2 separate regions of the Mus musculus genome follow, and region 1 is linked to region 2. A link is a loop called in an ENCODE intact Hi-C map of the cell type or tissue named here. Cell type or tissue: heart. All regions are shown on one strand.

What was found. Peaks named below come from ENCODE experiments on the same cell type or tissue, not always from the same donor. Only the 100,000 strongest peaks of a DNase experiment are listed, where the experiment ranks them.
Region 1: it touches region 2 in a loop (1.9-fold over the local background); 2 of 42 quality-filtered maps call a loop at or near these places.

What each region holds. Positions count from the first base shown.
Region 1 is chr7:118,803,751-118,808,750 of GRCm38, reverse strand. Vps35l (VPS35 endosomal protein sorting factor like) reads right to left here. Exons shown (of 31, transcript NM_027815.4): 22 at 4,567-4,647; 23 at 1,697-1,760. Among named protein-coding and RNA genes, the nearest start is that of Gm26147, 26 kb to the left of the region's middle. In heart, a CTCF peak has its summit at 2,369; DNase peaks (open chromatin) are centred at 650 and 1,530.
Region 2 is chr7:118,853,403-118,858,402 of GRCm38, reverse strand. Knop1 (lysine rich nucleolar protein 1) reads left to right here and starts at 2,405. Exons shown (of 5, transcript NM_023197.3): 1 at 2,405-2,780. The coding sequence starts at 2,627. It overlaps Iqck (IQ motif containing K), which reads right to left and starts at 2,651. Exons shown (of 9, transcript NM_001374605.1): 1 at 2,442-2,651. The coding sequence starts at 2,628. In heart, no CTCF peak of the experiment used is centred here; a DNase peak (open chromatin) is centred at 2,642; H3K4me3 peaks cover 2,297 bases; H3K27ac peaks cover 1,685 bases.

The DNA.
Region 1 (5,000 bases), 50 kb after region 2:
ACTCAGCAGAATAGAGCGAAGGGTCACTATATATCTAAGGTTGGCTTTCCGCAGCCTTGAGCTTTCATATTGTACCCCCCCCCCCCGTGAAAGACAGCATGATGTGAGTTATAAAAACAAGACTGCTAGATGACAAGACATGAGTGGATAGGGAAAATAGAGTCATCCAGCAACAGCCTTGGAGGGTCAGCAAGGTGCTCCTGGATACTCCATCGAGCCATATGGGCTGATACCCTTTGGAGAAGCCAGGATGTCCAGTCAACCCACAGATGTACAAACAAACTAAGAGAACAAGCCAGATGATGGCTGCCGAGGGAGGAGTCAGCAGCGTTCATGGTAGTCTGCTCATGTTCCAGTAAGCAACTCCATACCCAAGCTCATGCAAGGAACGCCAATGGAACTCAGTGGGTCACAAAAAATCCAAATGAAAGTAAGAGACAGACTTGTTGGGAAAGGGTGGAAGGAGTGGGAGGGAGGTGAGGGAGGGTGATGGGGAGATACAAACAAAATACAATATTTACATCTATATACTCATCAAATAGGAAAAACGAAGGACGCAGCTAGTCCAGGCTTCCACACTTAGGAAAACTACCACGCAGCAGTACATGAATACAAGGGACGTGTACGCACACATGGCATTCTGCCCAGAGATCCACAGAACAGCTGTTTCCTCTCCATTCTTGGTCTTTATGATTTGGGTCACCAGGGCTCTCTCAGGCCTCCCAAGCTGTGATGGTTAATCACGACTGTCAACTTTACTGAGTTTAGAGTCGGTAGGGAAACAGGCCTCTGAGATATTTATCAAGTATTATCAAGATTGGGGAAATAAAGATCAAAAGATTAGCCGGGTGTGGTGGCGCACGCCTTTGATCCCAGCACTCAGGAGGCAGAGGCAGGATTTCTGAGTTCGAGGCCAGCCTGGTCTACAAAGTGAGTTCCAGGAGAGCCAGGACTATACAGAGAAACCCTGTCTCAAACCTCCCAACCCCCAAAAAATCAAAAGATTGACCCTAAATGTAGGCAGCACCTGTCTGTCTTCCTTGGGCTGGGGTCCCAAACTACATAAGGAGAAACTGCTAAGCAAAAGCATTTCTGCCCCCTGGCCCTCTCTTTACCTGACTGTGGACACAAAGGGACCGTGGCTTCAAGTTCCTAGCTTGGTGACGTCACCACCACCACCCCTATCCTGATGGACTGTACTCCCCAACTATGAATCAAAAGAAACCCTCCCTTGCTTACGTTGCTTTTATCAGGTCTTTGGTAACCAAATTGAAAAATATAACTAGTACACAAGTTAATCCAAAAAGCTCCAGTCCCAGACCGTGCAAGAGCCCATCTGGCTAGGCCACAGGGTCGGAAGTAAGCCTGCACGGGACAGAAAGCAAGGGAGGAGAGGGTGGAACTGAAGATGACAGACAGGAGTGGGAGCAGAGGAGACCCCAGGTCCAGCCACTCTCCAGGCACGTTCAAGTACATTTTGTCGAAGGAGCCAGTAAGTCCCTGTTCCACCTCCCCACACTCAGCTTATCCTGGCTCTCTCTGCCCCCGGGGGAGCCTTGGCAAACATTTCTAATTCCATCTTATCTCAGGAAAAATGGAAAGCACTGGGGAATACACTGTAAGCCACTCCGCGCAGAGGGGATAAACATTACATCATGCTCCCAAGTGAACTGAGGCTTCTTTCCCACAGACTTACCATTTTTATAAATCCATTGATCAAGTGGGCCAGCGTCCTTTTCTCATCCTCAAGAGTGAGAGCGCTAGGATCAATAATGGTGCATAATTAACCCAGGGGCAGCAAATGTAGCCGTCTGAAGAGAAGAGCACCAGAGGCCGGCGCTTTAACTAGCCGAGGCGCCTGTGCAATGCCCAGATGCAGAAACTCCCAACAGGCTGCCTGTCTATCTTTGGATAGAAGTGTTAACCAGAGGGAACACAATCCAAATGTCTGTCTCCTCTCCCTAAAGACACCCTGCCGTTCTGAAAAGTGTCTTTATCAACAGCACAAGAGAAACAACCTTCTTTGGAATTCAGGCAGCAAGCTCTAATATCAGAGTTTATATTTCAGAGAAAACCTGGCATCTTCTCATTTTCAAAAAATTCTACCACGCACCAGAGGACTAACAAACACCCAGACCCTCGCCATCAAACACCTACCATCTCCTGCTGCCCTGCCTTGTTTGTTTCCCTGTGACTACCCATTCCTATCCCCACCCAGCAATCCACCTTATTTTTGCATGCATTTGAAAACAGATATCATTTATAATTGACAGAAAATTTAACACAAATACAAATTTCCAATTGTTGAGTCTCGTTTTGATTATACATACAAGTAGTTCTCCAAATTCATTTTTAAAGTCTTTAAAACTGTGGCCCTGGTGGTTGAGATCAGAAGCAGAGTGCTGGCCTAGCACTCGGCAAGGCCTTGGGCTTAATCTCCAGGAACAAAAATAAACAGGATGAAAGTTTCATTTGGCTCATTATAAGGGAAAATAAGTTTCAGCAAATACTGCGTTTTCTTTTGACATTCAGTGTGCCCTAGGTTCTTTTTGTTTTTAGTATTTGAGACAGGGTCTCATTATATGACCCAGGCTGGCCTCCTGCCCAAGCATCCAGAACTCGGCTTACAAGTGTACAGCTTGGTGCCCTGTAGTTAGTTCTTTAAGACGGCATCATCCAGCCTTCCTCATTGCTAGGTCTGATCAAGTGGATGCAGGTCAAGTGTGACTCTTCCATGTGTTGTCCCTCAGAGAAAGCTGCTATTCTTTAAGGCACAGACTGTGGACTGGTGAGGTAGGCCACCTTCCAGCAGGAAGATGGGTAGCAAGGCTCAGCAACAACACAGAAGGAGCTAGACCCTCGAGTGAAGTCCCTAAGAGCGATCAGTGTGCACTGTGGTCTCTTGAGCCAAACACTACCTTGCAAATGTAAGTACATATGCGCTTTTATTTCTATTTTTGCTCAATTAAAGTCTACTGGGCTCATTTGTTATGAAAATGCATTATTACTGTTGTTGTCAAGACAAAGTCCCACCATGTAGTCTGACTTGGAACTTGTGATCTTCCTGCTTCAGTCTTCCAAGTGCTGGGATTACTAGTGTGTGCAGCTGCACCTGGCAACAGTGCAATACTGATAACATTTGGATTTTTATAACTACTCATGAATTTGAAGGCACAGTTATAAAGATTCTAAAAATTAATAGGAGGGGCACATCCTGTGGATGATGAAGTCCCAAAGCAACTTTCTCCATCCGTAAAACACTCCCACCCAGTGAATCGAGCTGCTGGGCAAAAATTCTTTGGAGACTAAAATAGCTACAAATAACGTACAGGTTGGATTATAAACACAAAACCCTAAAACGCAGAGGGGGATAGCTCATCCTCTGATAAAAAGGCTCGGCCTGAGGCTAGACCTGAGCTTTCAACAACCCGGGCACATAAAGCAATGTAAGAAATGAAAGCTAGGAAGGATGGCTCAGCGGTTGCGAGCACGGGCTGTTCTTCCTGGGGAGCCACGTTCAATTCTCAAACCCAAATGCAGCTCAGAACTGATTGCAATTCCAGCTCCAAGAGAGCCATCCATCACCCTCACACTGACACATGTGCAGGAAAAACACCAATTCGCATAAAATAAACCATTTTCTTAAAAAAGAAATGAAGCTATGTCATTTGCATGTTTAATAACGAGCTAAGTGTAAGATAAAGTAAGAGGCTATGCTACTGGCTGGGTGAGCTGTCCCTATACTAACTACTGCTCTAAGAAATCTCTAGGAGACACAGAATTGGAATTCACTTGCACAAGAGTAGCCTCTTCTTCCAATAGAAACCTCTCTGCAAAAATAATACGCTATCTCATTTCTCTTCTCAAGGTTGGTCTATACTCCTTGCTCTATAGGGCTGGAATGTTCTTGTCAATAGGGGTGTGTGCGCTCGCACATGCATGCAGAGGATACAGAGACTGATGTCAAGTGTCTTTGTCAATTGTGCTGCCCCTGTTTTGAGCAGGGTCTCACTGAACCCGGAGCTTCTCCGTTCTGATAGCTGGGCTGACTTGGGGGAACCCACCTGTCTCTGCATCCCCACCAGTGAGGTTAGAGATGTGCACAGCAGCATCTGGTTTTTACATGGATGCCAGGAATCCAAACCCAGGCCCTCTTATTTGCACAACAGGCATATTATCAACCGAACCATCCCCCAGTCCGTGAGCAGATATCTCTTTTAATTTTTCTTGTTTTTTGTGTATGTGTGTGAGTGTGTATGAGTTCACATGCACCATGTGCGTGCAGGAATCTGTAGAGGTGAGAAGAGGATTTCAGATCCCCTGGCACTGGAGTTACACGAGATCGTGAGCCAACAGCTGGGTCCTAGGACTCAAACCCAAGTCCACCACGAGAGCAAGAGCACTCTGATTCCGTGCACCCTCTCTCCAGCCCCAGTTTTAGGGAATCTAGACCAGGTCAAGCTGTTTGCAGCAGCAGCTTACAGATGACCGACCTCCCCCCCCCCCCCCCCCCCCCCGCCCCATGCACCCCGGCTACAGTGCAATTCAGTTTTAAGAGCAGCTTACTTCACGGAGTCGTGCATTGTCTTGCAAATGTGCAAAAGGGCATTGAGGATGACAGGGTCCTTGGTTGGCTCCTGCTGGTGCCTAGGAGACATTAAGAGACAATTTTAAGAGCTCTGTCCACGGCCATGAAAGAGCAGGTTGGGGTCTCGTCAGCTATGCATGTCTAGGAATCCCAGTGCATCCGTTGGGTGAGCTGCTCTGGTTTGCTCTCAGTTCTTCTGTAAGTCACAAGGTGCTCCTGATAGACTGGACCGCCCTTGCTTGCAAAATCACAGGAAGTTTTACTACATGTAACACCTTCTGCAGCTGCCTACAACCTGCACAAACCTTAAATGCCAGACAAAACGCGACATAAGAGCACAAACTCTTGAGATGAACCTTCCTGTAAAGTAGGTGTGTTCGTTTCAAGTATGATAAAGATAAAGTAGTCAATA
Region 2 (5,000 bases):
TGCAACCATTATTTAATGGATTTTTCCTAATAGAGTGTAATAACTAACTTCAGGGATAAGCTTACCAGAAAGCATACACACTTTTTCTTTTTCTCCCTGCCCTTTTTCTTGCCTCTTTGGAGAGAGTCTATATAGCTCAGGCTGGCCTCAAACTCTGGGTCTTCTAGTGTCAGCCCCTCAAGTGCTAGGATTACAGATGTACACAGAACACCCAGCATCATGCTTTCTCTAAGAAGCTGAATACACTCCCTAAAGGCTTACTCTACAAGCCTATGTTATATGTGTCAGAATTAGATTATTCATTCTTCCAGTTAGCTTCAGCAGTCAACTTGACACAGGCCAGAGTTATCTGAGGAAGTCTCCACTGGTGGACCGCTTCAAACCTACTGACCTGTGTGGGCATCTCTGTGAGCATTTTCTTGATTGTTCACTAATGTGGGCAATACAAGCCCTGGGAAGGTGGCCCTGGGTTATGTAAGAAAAGCTGGCTTAGTAATAGCCAGGGGAGCCAGCCAGTAACTAGTATTCTTCTGAGGTCAGTGCTTCAGGTTCCTGCTTTGAGTTCCTGTCTTGGTGTTCTTCAACAATGGACTAGAACCTGTAAACTGAAATAAACCCTTTCCTCCCCAAGTTGCCTTTGGTCAGTGTTATCACAGCAACAGAAAAATAACTAGGACAGTCATCTAGGTTGAAGTCACAGTGGCCTTGTATAAAATAGGTCATCTCTACCCCCATTGCTCAACAGCTATTATTTTGTAAGTGACATCAATTCCCTTGCTTTTCAGAGAGCACTAAAACCCTTTGTCCTTGCTTTTATCCAGGTATAACACACCCCACAGAAACTGATTCCACAAGAAAAGACAAAAAAAAGTATCAATATTTATGACCATGTATTGAGCCTTTCAAAGTCCAGAGCATCTTCTCATTATCTCACTTGGTTCCCACTACAGCCCTGTGAGGTAGGAATTATCCCCCTCAAAGAGCACCTTCCCCAGTACTACTTGTGATATTACCAATTTGACGGGGCAGCAACACTGCTGTGGGCTAGTGGTCCTGGACTGAATAAAAGGAAGGAAGTGAGTTGAGCCCCAGAATCCATCTCTGTTTCTTAGTTGTGGATGCAAACGGGACCGGCTGCCAGGAGCCCCCACTGGGATGATGTACCATATCCTCAAACTGTGAGCCCAAATAAGTCTCTGAGTTGCTTTTGTCAGATATTTTTCACAGCAATAAGAAAAGTATCAAACTATACAATAAACTGTACTATGAAGATCTATTGGCTTGGAAAAGTGAATCCTCTGGGTGAAAGACAGTAAGTATATAGACACCTGAATATTGCTGCAGATAGTTCCTCGGGTAAGGACCCTAAGGGTAGAACTTACAAGAACATCAGGGTGAAACCTTTTCTCTAAAGCAAAGGTTACAGGGAAGGAGTAATGCAAGCCCTGTGGTCTGGGAGGACTGACTGACTCTTCTCTTCTTCCTCTGAACTCACCACTTCTTCCAAGTCACCATTTTTCCCTCTATACACTGACAAATTCACTGTTTCCATTCACGAAACATTTACTGACCTGGAACTATTCCATAAATATTGCTATTTAAATTTATCAAAATTAAGTAAAATAAGAAATTTGGTTCTTCTAGTCTGCCAGTCCCAAATTACACCCCAAACCCATTTAACAGCACAGATTATTGAACGTTCTATTAGTGTTGTATTGGACAGCCAATGCCACAAGAATGAAAATCTTTCAGTAGCTGGAAGGCTGAGGCAGGAGGATACTCAGCTGGAAGCCAGTCTGTAGTCCAAAAAGGCGAGAGAAAAGGGAGAAGGGATAGACAGCGGACTTATTATGAATGAATCTGTGTCTCTTGCCTTTGAGATCTGGAGGCTTTGGAATGAAGGAAAACTAACACTCTTCCTGTAACCTAGGATCTGTGACTACGTGGTTCTACCTCCTAACACCACGACATAGGTACCATTGTTATGCCCGCTGTACGACTATTACAAGACCCCATGACCAAGGTTCGTGGGCTACAAAGGAACAAGTGATCTAGCCTGCTTGTGGGGCTTCAGAAAGGCTTTGGGGCAAGTGGAGATCAAAATCTATTTGTCCACACCAAAATACTTCCTGAGTATCACCGGAGCCTGTCTACAGAGTTCATTCATTCCCTGCTTCCTCGGGCGATCTGCGGGCGGTCCGGGTCTCTACCCTGAAGCTTCACACTACGCAACTCTCTGACCGGGTTTCCTTCTGCGAGCCTGTTGCCTGAGGTCGCACCGGAATCCAAGACATACGCCAACCTCTTTCTCCGCGTGTGGGCCTAAGGCTCGGCTCCTCCGCCCGCGCGCGTCACCCGCCTGGCGCACAGAGGCTTGGAACGCGCGTCCCGGCGGGTCCCGCCCGCGTCCCGCCCGGCCCGACCAGCGGCGGGGCGCCTACCCTCGCAGATCTGATCCCATAGGCTCTTCCCCGGCGGCTCGACGACCTGCGGGGGTGACACGAGCACTTCGGGAGACCCGGGCGACACTGCGGGCACCGGCGTGCGCGTAGTGATCGGCGAATCCGCGGAGCCGCTCGCCTCCTCACGCAGCACGCTGCGGCTGGATACAAGTCTCGGCGCCGCCATGGACGCGGTTTCTACAGCAACCCAGGGCACCGGGAGGCCGCGACCCGGAAGGAGAAGGATTTCGAGGGGGCGGGCCAGAAAGTCGAAGCTGACTTCCGGATCGCGGCTGCGCGGCTGCTCACGCGGGGACGCTTGGCCTGCTAGCGAACCAGGTGAGTGCGGGTGGTTTGTGCGGGGCCCCGAGGAAGGTGCTGCACGCTGGGGGAGAGGAAAACAAAGATAAGTCACCCCCAACTCGCCTGCAGCCCTCGGTTTCTCTCCAAGCCGTCCCGCCTTGGAGTAGGCATGGGGATGATCCTGGCTAGCAAGCAGCCTGCGGTTGGTGAGGGCAGCACACGCTCCTCTGGCTCGAGTCCGTGTTTTGCACCTTGTTGACTTTGAGACCTAGTGAGTTACAGTCTCCGAGGCCTGTGAGGCTTATTGGTCACACTAACCCTATCCACTGCTGCCGCGGGAATTTAAGAGTGCCTTCACACTGGGCATAGTGGCCCACGTCTATAACCCCGGCACGCGGGATGCAGATCAGCCCTAGCGACGTAGTCAAACTTTGTCTCAAAAACAAGGCGCTTTTGAAGAAAGCTTGTGTTTGCAGGTGATGCAGTGTAGGTTCGGTTCCACTTCTCGCGAGTGAAGTACAGTTAAAGGGATGGAAAAGAGTATGTTGCTGTTGGCTGAGTGGCAAAACAAAGAAGTGGGTTAAGCTGACGCCTGGGACCTTTTTGTCCGGGTTATTTTTCGTGATCACTGGCCCTAATCCTGTAGAATCATCATGGTCTTACTTGATACTGGCCTGTCGGGACTTGTATCTTTCTCTCCTTTGTGAGTCCCCTTCCTATGTCCTCTAAAAGTCAGTATGTCTTGAGGCCCAGTTATGTTTTCTTGTTAATTATCATCCCTGAAGTCCTGTTTATGTCGTCTCTGTTGGCGAGAGTGACTTCCTTGCCTCAGCCCTACAGTACACATGCTGAGTGAGTTATATCAAGGCAGCTGTTTCATCCAGCTGCCCAGTCACCCTCCACTTCTGCCTCAAGGGTTGACTCTACCATCCTATTGGTCAAACTGGAAAACCATGTTCAATATTATGGAGTTGAGAAAAATGCCACCATAATATTGGTGTATAAGATTATACATGTCTGTGGGGGCATCTTCTTTCTTTCTTTCTTTCTTTCTTTTTTTTTTTTTTTTGGTTTATCTGTATAGCTCTGGCTGTCCTGGAACTCACTTTGTAGACCAGGCTGGCCTTGAACTCAGAAATCTGCCTGCCTCTGGCTCCGGAGTGCTGGGATTAAAGGTGTGCGCCTAAAGCAAGGTGAGAGTGGACTTGATATGGCTCAAGTCTGGCCTAGATCTTTGAAGCTGCCCAGAGCAAGCTGAATCCTTTGTGGAGCATGTTAGCGCCGAAGCCAAGGAGAGGTGCAGGATAGAGAAGCTCCTGGACCCTTAATTTCCACCTCTTTCCTTAGAAGCCTCCCATGTTTTGTCTCTAGTCCACAGAGTAGCAAGAAGCATACTGGTGATCATAGTGAAAGCCATGTATTGAATCCCCGGCCACTTGTCGTAAGTGCTTCTGTTTTTCCCGAGGAAAGCCAGGTAATGAAGGTTTCCATGTGTTATGGCCACATGTTAATTCCTAGCAGTCACTTTGAAACTGAAGACAGTGCTTGCAGCTGTCTTGTAGACTGAGATAGCCCAACTTGTGTACCTTCTGGTTCAGCCTTTATATGGATGATAAAACCGGAGTCCAGAGGGGCCAAGGGTATAAAGCAAGGAAGTGTACCAGTGTTTCTATTTGACCCAAGAGTTTGGAGTCCTGGCTGGGGCTTGTCTCTCTTTGCCACGTTGTTTAAGTAGCTTGGGATGGTAAGAGTTGGAACAGGGGGATTCCTTTGTAGACCTAGAGCAGGAACACTCGACAAATGAGCCAGAGGAAAGAGCTGACTATTAACTGTGCCATTTATTGGATCTGGTGGAAGACTGCTTGGATGTTCTCTCTGCTTCATCTGGTTTTTAAAAAAAAAAAAATGTCATGGAAGCCAGCTAAAGTCTTGATCACAGCTGTGTCTTGCAGTGCTGGCTTGAGTAGGCGCTTGGTAAATATCTGTTGAATATAGGTCTGTCTGGAGGTTTCAGGGAGATGGTGGACAAGGAATCAAGTGCTCAAAGCCTTTTCTCTGGGCTTTCCCGGCACCTCTCTGAGGATGGATGTGTTCTTTCCTTCCAGAAAAGGAAAGTGACGTGCAGAGAGGTGGGGTGATAGAGTCAAACTGAGTGAGGAGTTTGGATTTGAATGTAAGGCCATCTGCATTTGCACTTCCTGCCATTTAATTGTCTTTCCTCCTGCTCCCAAGGAATGGGAGCTGTTTCCCTTTCTC